Regions from separate parts of the Homo sapiens genome. Here regions 1 and 3 are each linked to region 2. The links are chromatin contacts, found by Hi-C or POLR2A ChIA-PET in ENCODE. All regions are on one chromosome and are shown on one strand. Each heading gives the region's core, a stretch centred on a gene start or an enhancer-like site at or near the end of the contact. The rest is flanking DNA. Distances are from core to core; before and after follow the strand shown.

Region 1 (4,452 bases), core at 1,911-4,410, 300 kb before region 2:
TTCTGTTACATGGAAAATGAACTGGAGGAAGATCTGAGTGGAAACCAGGGAAAACTGAAGATACTGTTGTGGTAGCCCAGGCAAAAGATGGTGGTGGCTTGGAATAAGGTGGTAAAAGTGAAGATGGAGAATAGAAGACAGATTACAAAAACATTCTGCAAGTGGAAGTGACAAGACTTACTGAAAGACTGGGGAAGAGGAGTAGTAAAGGAGAAGAACAAAGATGATTCTCAGAGGTCTATCTTTGGTAACCCTGCGGATAGGAGCACCACTCAGTGAAACGGGAGGATAAGGTTTGCAATGATGAGAAAACCAAAACTTTCTTTTGGTTATGTTAGCTTTGGGTGCCTAAGAAATATCCAAATGGAGATAATTAAACAGGCATTTTTGACGCGTGATTCTGCAACATAGAGGAGAGGGCTGGACTAGAGATTTAAACTTTGGAGTTGCCAACTTTCAGGTGGTAATTAAAGCCATGGGGCTGGGTTACCTAAAGGGAAGCATGTAGAAGGCTCGGGATTCCTGTGAGAATTCCAACATATGTAGATATACATATATTTTGAGACGGAGTTTTGTTCTGTTGCCCATGCTGGAGTGCAGTGGCATGATCTCTGCTCACTGCACCTCTGCCTCCCTGGTTCAAGTGATTCTCCTGCCTCAGCCTCCCAAGTAGCTGGGATTACAGGCGTGTCGCCACGCCCGGCTAGTTTTTGTATTTTTAGTAGAGATGGGGTTTCACCATGCTGGCCAGGCTGGTTGTGAACTCCTGACCTCAAGTGATCTGCCCACCTCGACCTCCCAAAGTGCTGGGATTATAGGCATGAGCCACTGCGACCAGCCCCAGCATTTAGACATTAGATAGAGAGCAAAAGTTGCTAGCAAATGAGACTCAGAAGGAACAGCCGGAGAAATGGAGAAAATCCAAGAGTGAAATGTCAATAAAGCCAAGATGAAAGTTTGGAGGCAGGAGTAACTATGTTGAATATTGCAGAGACAGAGGAATATGAGAACAAAGTATCCATTGGATTTGGCAACATAGAAGTCACTGGTGACCTTGATAAGAGCAACTTCAATGGAGTGGGCAAAGTAGATGTGGTGGCACTTGATTACTAGAAGCTGCCTCAGGAGGACTGCTTGAGCTCAGGAGTTCCAGGTGGCAGTGAGCTATGATGGGGCCACTGCACTCCAACCTGGGCAACAGAGCAAGACCCTGTCTCCACAAAAAAAAAAAAAAAAATGGAGTGGGCAGAAGAGAAGCCAGATTGGTATAAAATGAAGAGTGAATGAAAGTTGAGAAAGCTGAGTTGGTACAGGTAGAAATCTATGAATGGAAATTTAAAAAATTGGCATGGTAATTGGAGAGGGATGTGAAGGATACCAGAACATAATTTGTATGCTGATGGGAACAGTTTCAGGGAGAGACAGGATTTGGTGACTGATTTTATTGGGAAATAGTGGACAGGAAGGAAGACAAGGATTACAGGCAGGACTGATGGTAGTGCCATTTATTAAGGTCAAGAATATAGAATCAGGGCAAACGTATTTGCCTACAAAGATCATGTTTCCACCACACTAGGTAGGCTTTCAGAGGAAGAACTGTAAAATTTGACTAAGCCTCTCCAGACGGTACCACTTTCTGATGTAATTAATCTCCTGATGAAGTTAAAACCTCCTAGAGTTGCAAGGCTATGCTAATCCAATCTAGCAGCCACACAAGCCAAGTGAATAAAAATGTACTTGTACTGGTGAAAGGGACATTACTCGTAAAAAAGGGCTCTAAATTCACAGCTGATGGAAGAGCAGTTATGTTTCTGTAATCAAAACACTGAAGACTTACAAACTGGTAACTTCCAGATAAACAGTGGAACCAGACATTTTTCCGAAGAAATTAATCAAATTCAATATTGTTTACACTCCCTAATGCTCATTAATGATGTAGCTTCATACACCCTTGTTACTTTTGATATTACAGTGAATTTCCACGGAAGTATTTTCAGAGATCTTAGCCCTCTGAAATAAGTATCAGTTCTTGCAACAACCCAGGAAAATTAACTTCTCCAGCTGGTTCAAAGGAGTGCCTGAGGAGAAAGGTAGAAACTAGAAGATGGAGTTTTGACTTAATAACTAATTTTGATGTTCATGATAGGCCTCTGGCAAACGTTTGAGGAAATGAATCTATAGAGAATGGACGGGCTTTAGGACTTCTACAAGACCTTCGATCTTTAGAAAGGGATGAAGGATGCAACCATCTACAAAAAGTTCTATTTGTATTATTCAGCAATATGTAAAGAGCTGGAATTTGGCATCGCCCTCTAGCCTGATGGCCGAGCTGCTGAAAGCTCCACAGGATTCATATCCCCAGAACAAACAACTCGATCACCTGATCCTGGCTCAGAAGCCCCAGGTCCCTTCCATCCCCAATCCTTTTGCGTGGCCCAGTTTTAAAAACCTGCGGAGAGAAGGACGGGATGCCAGGAAGCCTGTTGATTCAACGTGCCACCCGATTCACGGGTTCCGGGTGTCACTGGGCTGGGAAAAGCTTTCGGACTCTGAGCAACTACAGCGCTTTCCTCCCCCTTCCCCCCATAGAGCAGGGAAGGCCAGGCTCCCCCTTCTTCCCGCATACGGCTCCCCACTGCCTCTTCCCTTACGTGACCAGGCCCTAGGAGCCCGGTTCCCCACCTGACTCCTGCGAGAAACACGCTCTCCAGTCGGAACTTTACCTGTCTGAAGCCCGCCGCTCCTCCAGTGCGCTAAGCCCCCACCGAGGAAAATGGAGTCGTCGAACCGAGACTGGGAAAAGATAGTACGGACCCACCGCACGGCCCCTCCGCCGCCACCGCCGCCGCTGCTGCGTCAACGTGCTACGTCATTTCCGGCTCCCTGTCACCGGGAGTGGGCGGGCCATTTCTTGTTCTCTCTCCCGCTCTCGGAAGCTTTCGTCTCGTGGGTGCGAAAGGTAACCGAAGCGGCTCAGGAAGGCAGCTGTCACTGAGCCCCTGGAACAGAGCGAGAGTATCGTAAGTAACCAGGCTCAGCCGGTTTCTCAGGCCGCTCTAGTCAAATAAACCATAAAGATCAGACTCGGGCTTCTTCACTTCCTTCTCTCCGTGGTTTCGCCATTAGCTTCCGGTTCCGGGGAGGGGCCGAGTTTTCTTCGAAGATTTGGGGCTCCGCGATACAGTTAGGATGGCTGTAGTACCTCTGCTGTTGTTGGGGGGTTTGTGGAGCGCTGTGGGAGCGTCCAGCCTGGGTGTCGTTACTTGCGGCTCCGTGGTGAAGCTACTCAATACGCGCCACAACGTCCGACTGCACTCACACGACGTGCGCTATGGGTCAGGTAATGCTGGGGACCGGGCTCGGGTGGGCTAGGGAGGACTCGGAGGCTCTGGAGGGGCGGGGCCTATAGAATATCTGACAGTGTGGTCTGGGAAAGTTAGGGGTTCCCTGGGAAGGTTCCTCAGGTCTAGAGAGTCGGAGAACTGAATTGTTCTAAGGCATCTTAATCGCAACACCACCTAATATTTGGTGAGCTACAGGCCAGGCACGTTACCTATGTCCTTTTTCCGATTATTAACATTGTTGTAAGGTGGACAGTATTGTTATCCTCATTTCACAGATGAGGAAACAGACGCAGAGAAATTAAATCGTTTATTCAAAGCCTTGCAGTTAGCAAATGACAAAGTCGGGGTTCTATCCAAATCTATCCAGGTTCAAAGCCTGCTTTAGAGACAAGAAAATTACAGTAAGTGCTGTGTCTGAAATTTTAAAGTTACAGTAAGTACTGTCTGTGAAACTTTAAACTCCAAGAGCTCACTCGTTGACTACAACCCTTTGTCTTCCAGCTCTTCTGCATCTTACACTTGCTCCTCAGTTTCCATCTTTGGCCCCCTTCTACCCAAACCTTAACCTCCTTCTTGTAAGAAACTTGGAGCAGTGACAGGAATTGCAGAGAAAACTGCTTTTTTTTTTTTTTTTTTTTAGCGTTTGAAATTAAAATGTTTAGTAATAAATTATTTGTGGATTCATTCAGCATAGGTCTTAATGAGTTCCTACTACATGGCTAGAATTGTACTACATACAGGAGATTCGGTGGTGATAATCAGTCAAGAAAATTACAATATAATAAAAACAGACTAAAAAAAGAAAGTCTTATCTGCCTGAAAAAAAAAGATAAAGTTAAAAAAAAAGAATGAAGGTCAGCTAGTGAGATGTGAGAGGCATCTAAGATAGCTGGTAGATTTTTGTCTTGAATGACTGATGATGCTGTTTGCTGAGGGAGGAAAGAGTTCTGTCAGGTGGGCTAGTCTGGTTCATGATTCCCAAAACCCATCTGATCAGTCAGACTAGGCAAGGACATGAGTTATCATCACTGCGATGTCTTAATAATTCTAGCACCCATTCAGTGAACACCTACCATGTTGTCAGGCTTATTTTTTACTTTGTTTTGGT
Region 2 (4,721 bases), core at 1-2,500:
ATTGAAAAGAATTTTGGATAATTCCATGTAGGTATCTCCCAGTGCTGCGCAGGTGACTTTAGCTGTCAGCTCTCAATTATCCTGCCAGTGTTATAACTAACAAGTAAGCCATTTACTTGTGCCTTTGGGTTAGATCAGTTCTGTGGCCACAACAGCTCTTCCCTAAATAAGTTTAGGTCATAGTGATGCTAAATGCTCAGAGGACACTAATACTAGGCAATCTCTTTCTAAGGTCCTTTCTAGTTCTAATAATTGAGCAGTCTACCCTTTGCACTTCTGGCTGGTCTATGTTACTTCTGGCAAAATACCTTATGTGCTAGTTTGTCCTGTTCCTTCCCTTTACACATAAGGGAACTGAGGCCCAGCGAGGAGAAATGACTCCTTCAAAGGATTAGTGACAGAGCTAGGACTGGAACTCACATGCTACTCTCAGGCCAGATCTTTCAACACAGCTTTTGCCATCCTATATTAAAAAAACAAACAAACAAAACAAAGTATCAGATTTCACCACTCTTGCTTTTGAGGTGGAAAGAAATCCGGATTCCTACAAGCTCACTATGCTAAGCTGATTCCTAAAGTGGAGAAAAAGAAGAGACAAAACCTGTGATATTTGTATTTGGTAAAAACCTAGACTTTCTCAAGGGTGAATTGGGCCTAGGTGTGCCTGGAAGTGAAGAGGGGGCTCTCAAAAGAGCAGAAACTGCACAAGCAAATTTGTCATCCACGAGAAATTCCCATGGGAGTTAAGAAAGTGGGTGGCCCTGGGATTTATGGAGTGACTCTTGACTTGTCTAGATGAGTGCTCCGTAGAAGAAGGGGAATGATGGGAAAAGACCTCAGGAGGGAATCGATCTGGACACAAGGAGGGGACCCCGGACTGGAGACTGGGGCTCACCCCTTTCTCTCAGATGCTGGTGCAGATCCCGGATGAGACGGAAAGAAACCAAGCGTTGGGGGCCACTGGAGCTATCACCGCCCTTGTGCTTCTTCCCCAGCGCGGCCTCAAGCTCGGCCCGCAGCTTTCGGGGTAGCCGCTCTGGCTCCAGCTCCCCGCCGGGGCCCAAAGCACGCACCAATCGCTCGCCCGCAAGCAAAGAGGACGCCATATCTAGCCGGCTCTCCGGTCAGGTGACCCCAACCCGGACTTCCGCCCGCCGCGCGCCGGAAGTAACGCTAAGCGCACCGGAAGTTGCTCTGAGCTCCGGGGTGGGACCAGGCGGGCCAAGAGGGCCGGGACGCCGCGCGGGGCAGTGTGGGACTGGGGCGGAACGCCGCCCGGCCGCGGGTCGGGCTCTGTGTCAGCAGCCGGGCGGGCGCTCGGGCGGGACATGGCAGCCTGTACAGCCCGGCGGGCCCTGGCCGTGGGCAGCCGCTGGTGGTCCCGGTCGCTGACTGGGGCCCGGTGGCCAAGGCCGCTCTGTGCGGCGGCCGGAGCTGGAGCCTTCTCGCCAGCGTCGACCACGACGACGCGGAGGCACCTCTCGTCCCGGTGAGGGACGGAGCCAGGGGGCGCGAGGAACTGGGCCTGGAGCCCAGAGAGCGTGTTCCTAGCCAGTGCGGAGGCCAGGGGCCCGGGCCTGCTGAGGGTGACTGGAGTTTGACCCGGGAGAGGGTCCCGAGCAGGGAGCCGACCTGCGCTGTCTGGGACATGTGCCAGGAGCAGGGAAGCCAGCGCGGCCCAGAGCCCTGGTTGTACAGGGCTGGCCCTGGGGGGGAACAGGTTACCCTCCCCAAGTGAATCCTACTTCCCCGGCTGGGGTCCCCAGCACCGATGTCAGAGGGAAGCTTTTTAATTCAGCCCTAGGGCATTGGCTTGAACCCTCAGCCTTTGGATTTGGTGAAGGTCTGCCTCAGAAAGATGCTAGAGGTGGGAAACGAGACTCTTGGGTGTGGACCCTCGTAGGCCCCAGGTTTCCAAGTGACTTTGGGGAGATCGATTTTCTATCTGTGACTTGGGGAAGGGGGTTTGAGGCCATGGGGATGGTGTGGAAACTGTTTCCACGGATGGGACAGGCGGATCAAATGGGCTGGTGGATCAGTGGGAGGAAGCATAAAGTTCACATCTTCAAAACAGTAAAAACAGCCTTTATTTGAAGGGCCCCTAGAAAGAGCAGCCCTGTTCAGAGTGGTGACTGACATTTTAGTGGCTGATATTAGACACTGAACATTGGGGAGAGATGATAGCTATTTGCAATTTAAGACCCCTGTGAGAATATGAACAAAAACGGTATTGAGAGAGCGATGTGCCGTAGGAAATCTAGAGATGTTTAAGCTTTTCAAGGGCAATGTAAGGGCTACAGGTTAGAGGGGGAGATGGACATGGAATTATAATACAGGACAAATATTTTTTGAGCACCTCTTGTACACTAGGCTCTGAGGGGGCAGTACCAGCTAATCAGACTCAGGCATTGCTCCCAGGGAATTTACAGTATTTAATAAAGATAAGACATGGACACAACTGAAATGTAAAGGGAGCAGGATATTGTTTGATGACTTGTGATATAGAAAATGTAAGAAAAGAAGAAAAAAAGATACTCCCCTTCTAAAAAAATTGAAAAAGTGAGCAAGACAGTTAAAGTGCTGTGGGAGGTCAGGAGGGTGGGTTAGGGAAGAAACAAGGGCAGGGGTACATTTGAGCAGAGTGTGAGGGCATGATATGAAGAATGCCCAGTGAAGAGAGAAGACAGTAGTATGGGAGCGGTCACATCTAACACTGGGAGACTGTGGAGGTTTTCACCAAGGAGGAGGAAAGCCTTTCCTGCTCCAGCTGGTCCCACTACCCCAAACCCTTCTCTGCTGTCATCGCCCTGGCCCCTCAGTATCCTAGGAGCTTTTTCTTATGGATAACTACCATTACCTTCTCAGCTTTTCTGTTGCTTGTTCTTTTCCTTCCTACTCAGAAACCGACCAGAGGGCAAAGTGTTGGAGACAGTTGGTGTGTTTGAGGTGCCAAAACAGAATGGAAAATATGAGACCGGGCAGGTGAGTATTGGGCTGGGTCATCTTTCATTTTCATAGAGTGCTCTGCTTCTGAAAAAAGTCAGATTAGGTCACAGGCCTGCATGGTATGGTGTTCCATTCATTCCACCTTGATGTTTGGTGCCATTCCAGAATCAAATTTGTATTCATTTTTTATTTTATTTATTTATTTTATTTATTTATTTTTTGTGAGACGGAGTTTCAGTCTTGTTGCCCAGGCTGGAGTGCAATGGCATGGTCTCGGCTCACTGCAAGCTCCACCTCCTGGGTTTAAGCAGTTCTCCTACCTCAGCCTCCCTAGTAGCTGGGATTACAAGCATGCGCCACCACACTTGGCTAATTTTGTACTTTTAGTGGAGATGCGGTTTCTCCATGTTGGTCAGGCTGGTCTCGAGCTCCCGACCTCAGGTGATCCACCTGCCTTGGCCTCCCAAAGTCCTGGGATTACTGGCGTGAGCCACCGCACCCAGCCCAGAATCAAATTTTTATAGATAGGGTTTCTGTTCTCCTGGATTTGAATGCACTTAATGTGTCAGTGGGTTCTCTTTCCAAGTTAATGTGGACAGGGATGGTGTGGACTATAGTGAGGTTTAGCCAAGTTGCTGAAGATTTCTCTAACATAGTGGATGGTGGGAAGCCGTGGAGGGAGCTTTCAGAAAAGTATACCTTTGATGCTTTGCCGTAATAAAATTGACTTCAGTGTGGTAAACTCTGGATGTGTGGTTCTTTTTCTATATCAGCTTTGTTCTGGGTCCACTGGGATAGATTTAGGCCCTTCTAGGATATTGTAGGTAAGGAAGACTTTTTGTTTGTTCAACATTTTATTTTTCTGTGTGCCTACAATGGACTAGGCATTGTGCATTAGGGTTAAATCAGAAAGCAAAGTAGACATGATTCCTGCTATTGTGGAGTTTCTAGTCTAGAAAAGAACGATTTGCAAATGGCCAATAGCTGTACATTGTGCTAAGTGGAAGGGAGGTCAGGGAAGGCTTCCTGGAGGCCTAAGCTTTTACCTAAAGGATGAGTAGAGTCAGCCAGGTAAAGAAGAAATAAGAGTGTTCCAGCATTGGTCTGGTTGATCACAGACTTCAAGGGAAGAGGTAGCAAGACCTTGTGCTGGAGTTGCCTCCACCTGTGTTGCTTTGTGGTCTGGGGCCCACCTGGATGGATTTGCTGGACTGCAGACTCACTGAGGCCCCTCTTTCCTTCCAGCTTTTCCTTCATAGCATTTTTGGCTACCGAGGTGTCGTCCTGTTTCCCTGGCAGGCCAGACTGTATGACCGGGATGTGGCTTCTGCAGCTCCAGAAAAGTAAGTTTCCCTGTGGTTGTGCCTCACAGTATCCTCAGGAGGAGATGGCAGACATATGTAATTGGGGTACTAGGGGTGAAGACAGCGTCCTCCTAGGCCTTGGAAACATCCCCAGAGTACTTCTCTGGGACTAAGACCCATGGAGACAAAAGTGCTGAGTGCCAGGGATAGTCTAAGTCAGAGAGTCCCTTTAGGCCTCCTCAGAATGCTTTCCTAAGCCATTCCTAATTTTCATTATGAGTATCCCAGAGGGCATTTGGGGGACAAGTCTTCTTGATTTCTTGATGTTCAGCTGGAGTCTTTCCCTCAATCTCACATCATCCCTAGAATACATTAAAACAGAAAAGGTTCAGCCCCATTAAGTGATCACAGACAGTCCCTGGGATATAAGAAGACAAGAGTACTCTGGGCCCTGGGGACTGAGGTGGCAAT
Region 3 (4,817 bases), core at 711-3,210, 260 kb before region 2:
CTTCATCTACATAAAGATTCCACAGGTTCCACTGTGTGTCAGCTACAAGGTCTGCACCTCTCAAGCACTTTGTAGAACAGGGTGGGAAGGGAACCAGATAAGATCAGAGATTCTATACAGGGAGACAGCTAGGTTGTTTGTGATGCTGAGCTGTGGGTGATAAATCTGCTGTTCCCTCTGCTCCCCTCAAGAGTCAGCATCATTACGAGGCTGAGGTAAGGGGAAATCAGTATCTGTAGGTTACTATTGTAGGACTTGGCACTCAAGTGGCTGGCTGGGACTCAAAATGGCAGCTGATGTATTCCCCACCCCTCTTTTTTTCTTTCCCCTCCCCCTCCTCTTACAGGGTGAGAAGAACAGTGTGGACTGGGGTGACCTTAACCTGGTGCTGCCCTGTCTGGAGTACCACAACAACACATGGACATGGCTAGACTTTGCCATGGCTGTCAAAAGGGACAGCCGCAAAGCCCTGGTTGCCCAGGTATCCCGCCAGGGCTCATGGCTGTTTGGCTAATGGGGCTGGCAGGCAGATCCTCTTTTCAGGAGCCTTTCATTTTAGAATCCATGAATAAATATCCTTGGGAAGGGGCAGGTGCATGAAGTGAGTGGCTTCTATGCCTACCCTCTCCATGACCTCACTCAGATTATTAAATTCAGTGTTTACTGAGTGTTTCGTATAGCACCATTGATTTTAGGGAACTGAGAGCTAACACAACCTAAAGTTTAGAAGGGGTTATAATTAGACTGTAAGCTTCTTGAAAGCAGAGACCATTGTATGTGAATTGCCCCATTGTGCCTTGGATGTGTTTAATAAATCTTTATTGTCTTGGTTCATTTTGATTTATTCTGCCTGCCCACTAATATTTACATTTTCTTTTACTCCTCTCCAATCTGCCAGGTAATCAAAGAGAAGCTAAGGCTGAAGTCTGCAACAGGCTCTGAGGTCCGGGGAAAGCTAGAAACTAAATCGGACCTGAACATGCAACAGCAGGAAGAGGAGGAGAAAGCCCGGCTCCTCATTGGTTTAAGTGTGGGCGACAAGAACCCTGGCAAGAAGTCCATCTTTGGCAGGCGCAAATGATTTGGCGATTCGAGTGGCTGCAGTACAGGATCTGACTCTGGCTCAGGCTCCAGGGACTTGTGGGGTGGGAGGGGCTTCCCGTTATCCACGAGGATTTGTGGGTGTCAGAGCCCATAGGCATCACTCTTCAGCACCTGGTCTGTTCGCTGCAGGGCATGGTGGACAGTAATGCTGAGTTCTGTCTCACACTGATCAGGCTCAGGGCCAGAGAGGCAACAAGAGAGCAAGACCCAGGGAATGGGCCCAGGGCAGGACCCTATTCCCTTGGGGTCAAGTGAAAGGGTAGGGGGATAGTCCTGATCAAGTGTGATAAATTTTTATAGACATATATAAATATATATATATTATATATATATTTCTAAGTGTAACTGTCCTTCCTCTGTGCCAGGAAACGGGAGGGGGCTGATCCTCTGATCCTCACTCCACTGTCATGTTTGAAAGAGGTATTGGTGTTCTGGAGTGGGGGTCAACCCCTCCCCAGTCTCTGTGCTAAGTTCACTTGGGAGGATGGCAGTAGGAGCCAGGGCTGGCCATGGGTCCCCTACCCTTCCCCGTAGGATATACCCTGGAGAATGGCAAAATGATTTAAAGAGAAAAAAAAAGATATTTTAAATTTGATGCTCATTTTTGTGTGTGTGTGTTGAGTGCATGCATTCAATCTGTGTATTCCTCCCTCATCAACCCAGAACATCCTGCAGCTGCCACTCTGAGGGTGGCCCCTTCCTTCCTCTGCCCTGAAGCTGTATCACAGAAATTTCTAGTCCTAGTGTGACTCTGGCCCCATGCTGATGGGTTTCTGCAGACTGGAAGAGGCGGGGCTCGTGTCACGCAGCATCAGGGAGAGGAATTGCTTATATAACTGGGACAGCAGATTTAGCAGAGAGAGGAGGCAGAGGCTGGGAATGGGAGCAGTAAGCTGTCGGCAGGGGCAGCACACCCAGCAGGGGGAACACACCCGGGTGGCTGTCCCTCACAAGGTAGGCTGTGGGGCTCTGGCAGCCTACTGAGGGGAGGAGAGGGAGACATGGGCTTGAGTCCTGGGAAGTTCCTGGTTAGGAGCATGGAAGTGATTACCCAATGTGGGGGTGGGGCAGGGAGGCTGTACTATGAAAGCATCACAGCCCAATACTGAGGTGCAGGCTGTACTCTTAATGCGTCATGGTGAAAATGTCCAACAATTATTTTCCTAGAGGATTTGAATTGTGCCCAGGAAATCTGGGGCTTAGCACAAAGCAAGGGTAATGGGAATTTTGCCTCATGCTCAAAAATGTACCTCTAGGGGTTGAGACTTAAGGGGAGGGAGTGCCTAGTAAGATGGGTGGAACCTGCTATGCCTCAGGAGCAGAAAGTTTAGAGTGGCTCCCTTGGTTCTCAGCAGGGTGGCAACATCCGGGGTCCCTGGGCCCGAGGCTGGAAGAGCCTCTGGACAGGTTTGGGAACCATCAGGTCAGATCTGGAAGAACTCTGGGAACTACGGGGGCACCACTATCTGCACCAGGAATCCCTAAAGCCAGCCCCAGTACTGGTAGAGAAGCCTCTGCCAGAGTGGCCAGTGCCTCAGTTCATCAACCTCTTTCTACCAGAGTTTCCCATTAGGCCCATTAGGGGGCAGCAGCAGCTGAAGGTAAGTCAGTGGAATCCCTGAGTGGGGTCTCAGTCTTTGGGAGAAGTTAAAAATGACCAGTCTCAACTGGCCTGTTCTCCATTCCTCTGTACAGATTTTAGGCCTCGTGGCTAAAGGCTCCTTTGGAACTGTCCTCAAGGTGCTAGATTGCACCCAGAAAGCTGTATTTGCAGTGAAGGTAGGGGCGTAGATACCACATTAGTCTCTGTTTCCAATCTTGATTCCAGAGAGGTTGGGAGGAATAAACAATTCAATAGCACTATCTATGAGTCATCACTACTCTCCTTTTATAGGTGGTGCCCAAGGTAAAGGTCCTACAGAGGGATACCGTGAGGCAGTGCAAAGAGGAGGTTAGCATCCAGGTATGCACAGAGTCCTGGAAAGGATTGTGGGAAGAGCTAGGCCACAGGTAGGGAAAGTACCTTTCTTGCCCACCTTCTTTTCCTGGTTCTGCCTCATCCATCTGCTTCAGCCTAGTTTAACACTAAAGTAGATCCTGGGAAAAGTATCAGCTCTCAACACAGTTTTCCCATGTCCTACTAGGGAAATCTCTGAAGCATGTCCCAGTGTATTCCTTAGTATTTGCTGGTTCTAGGATTACCAGATAGTCAGTTCCAAATATTGAGTTCCTCTGAACTGAGAGGTGAGGCAGCAGTTCCCCCTCTGCACATCTGGGTAAAACCTGATTTCTCAGCTGCCTTTATTCTCAATGACCCTGTTCCTCCCTAACTTCCTGTTTTCTTTGTTCCTAGCGACAGATCAACCATCCCTTTGTACACAGCTTGGGGGACAGCTGGCAGGGAAAACGGCACCTTTTCATTAGTGAGTGACTGGACTCTCTCCTCATCCCCCAGGGTCTTTGTACCATGTTCCCCACCTGAGATTACCTCTTTGGCTTGTTCTGCCTTTGCTCTGTCCCCCTTCTCATGGCACCTCTCTGTCCCAAAGGGAGGGGAACAGCAGGTGGTATCAGTTTGGGCAGGAGGCCTACAATGCCTTGAGCCCAGGCATTGCAGCTCCCAAACATTGCCTAGACTTCTGGCAATGTATGTAGCTCCACACTGGCTTTGCAGTGTGTAGCTACTGCAGCACAGATCTGTACTCCCTTTGGTCGGCTGTTGGCTGCTTTCCTGAGGCTTCCATCCGTCTCTTTGCTGCCGAGTTGGTGCTGGTACTGTGTAAGTGAAACAGTGGTAAAGGAAATGGGGAGGGAAGATTTAAGTTCGGAAGAAGGAGAGTAAAAAATTAATATTAATAATGGAAGTTAAAGAATAGGATAGGGATGGGATGAGGGCTACTAGGGAAACTGGAAAGGACAGAAAAGCTGCAGCATACCCCATACTTGTTATCCACAGGTTATCTCCATGACTTGGGCATCATGCATCGAGATGTGAAGGTAGAGTTAAGTGCTTTTTTCCCTTTGTCTGAGAAAGAGTCTCAATAAGAAGTGCCAACAAGTCCAAGAAGTTAGGGAGCTGAGAACTGTAGACATTGGGGCCCCCATGGGTGCCAAGGATTTGGGGAAGGGCTCTCTGAGTATAGATTTGAGTGCTGAGTAGGGCATCACCTTCAGCTGGGGTGTATACATGATGAAAGAGAGTTGAAAGGAAGAGGAAGAATTACTTCTCACCTGTGATCTTTCAGATGGAGAATATTCTTCTAGATGAACGAGGTAAGTCTTTTTCCTTCCTTAGCCCCAGGATGAGAGGTACTTTGGTTTGGGAATAAATCATGGCTGATGATGGGTGGAACAGTGGTGCAGTTGCCTTACCTTCTTTCATAGGCCATCTGAAACTGACAGACTTTGGTCTGTCCCGCCACGTGCCCCAGGGAGCTCAAGCCTACACTATCTGTGGCACTCTTCAGTACATGGGTGAGAGAGGTTAAAGCTGATGGGTAAGCATTGGGCAGGAGGATAGCTAAAGGATGTCTGTGATGAGTATCTTTGAAATCTGTAGCCCCAGAGGTCCTAAGTGGAGGACCTTACAACCATGCTGCTGATTGGTGGTCCCTGGGTGTCTTGCTTTTCTCTCTGGCGACTGGAAAGGTGAGAGAATAGTAGTAGTTTTGGGCAGAGAAGAGCTTTGCCTTGTGGTGGGAAGAAGGAAGACC

What was found. A loop is a pair of places that touch in the nucleus more often than their neighbours do. ChIA-PET counts read pairs that join two places held with the same protein, here RNA polymerase II (POLR2A). Pooled maps may share reads with other maps.
Region 1: a pooled map shows a loop between it and region 2 (9-fold over the local background). The contact joins the promoter of SDF2 here to the promoter of POLDIP2 in region 2. A Hi-C loop is called at or near these places in 1 of 37 single-sample maps with no recorded cell type and 13 of 50 pooled maps. POLR2A ChIA-PET finds 5 or more read pairs at or near these places in 3 of 52 experiments (HEK293, activated naive CD4-positive, alpha-beta T cell and naive thymus-derived CD8-positive, alpha-beta T cell).
Region 3: a pooled map shows a loop between it and region 2 (5-fold over the local background). The contact joins the promoter of RSKR here to the promoter of POLDIP2 in region 2. A Hi-C loop is called at or near these places in 2 of 50 pooled maps. POLR2A ChIA-PET finds 5 or more read pairs at or near these places in 4 of 52 experiments (HEK293T, HepG2, activated B cell and 1 more).

Annotation. Positions count from the first base shown.
Region 1 is chr17:28,660,614-28,665,065 of GRCh38, reverse strand. SDF2 (stromal cell derived factor 2) reads left to right here and starts at 3,160. Exons shown (of 3, transcript NM_006923.4): 1 at 3,160-3,340. The coding sequence starts at 3,190. SUPT6H (SPT6 homolog, histone chaperone and transcription elongation factor) reads right to left here and starts at 2,861. Exons shown (of 37, transcript NM_003170.5): 1 at 2,724-2,861. RefSeq lists enhancers at 2,071-2,745, 2,843-2,912, 2,274-3,473.
Region 2 is chr17:28,354,056-28,358,776 of GRCh38, reverse strand. It overlaps POLDIP2 (DNA polymerase delta interacting protein 2), which reads left to right and starts at 1,250. Exons shown (of 11, transcript NM_015584.5): 1 at 1,250-1,489; 2 at 2,901-2,982; 3 at 4,192-4,289. The coding sequence starts at 1,329. VMA12 (vacuolar ATPase assembly factor VMA12) reads right to left here and starts at 1,130. Exons shown (of 6, transcript NM_152464.3): 1 at 896-1,130. The coding sequence starts at 1,106. RefSeq lists enhancers at 873-972, 1,085-1,850 and a silencer at 1,163-1,552.
Region 3 is chr17:28,611,328-28,616,144 of GRCh38, reverse strand. It overlaps RSKR (ribosomal protein S6 kinase related), which reads left to right and starts at 1,960. Exons shown (of 12, transcript NM_001174103.2): 1 at 1,960-2,058; 2 at 2,457-2,705; 3 at 2,800-2,883; 4 at 2,999-3,067; 5 at 3,458-3,527; 6 at 3,779-3,883; 7 at 4,061-4,101; 8 at 4,350-4,377; 9 at 4,489-4,578; 10 at 4,664-4,752. The coding sequence starts at 1,984. It overlaps BLTP2 (bridge-like lipid transfer protein family member 2), which reads left to right. Exons shown (of 39, transcript NM_014680.5): 37 at 1-49; 38 at 347-481; 39 at 899-1,699. The coding sequence ends at 1,081. All of the region lies in intron 2 of SPAG5-AS1 (SPAG5 antisense RNA 1), which reads right to left. RefSeq lists an enhancer at 3,596-4,795.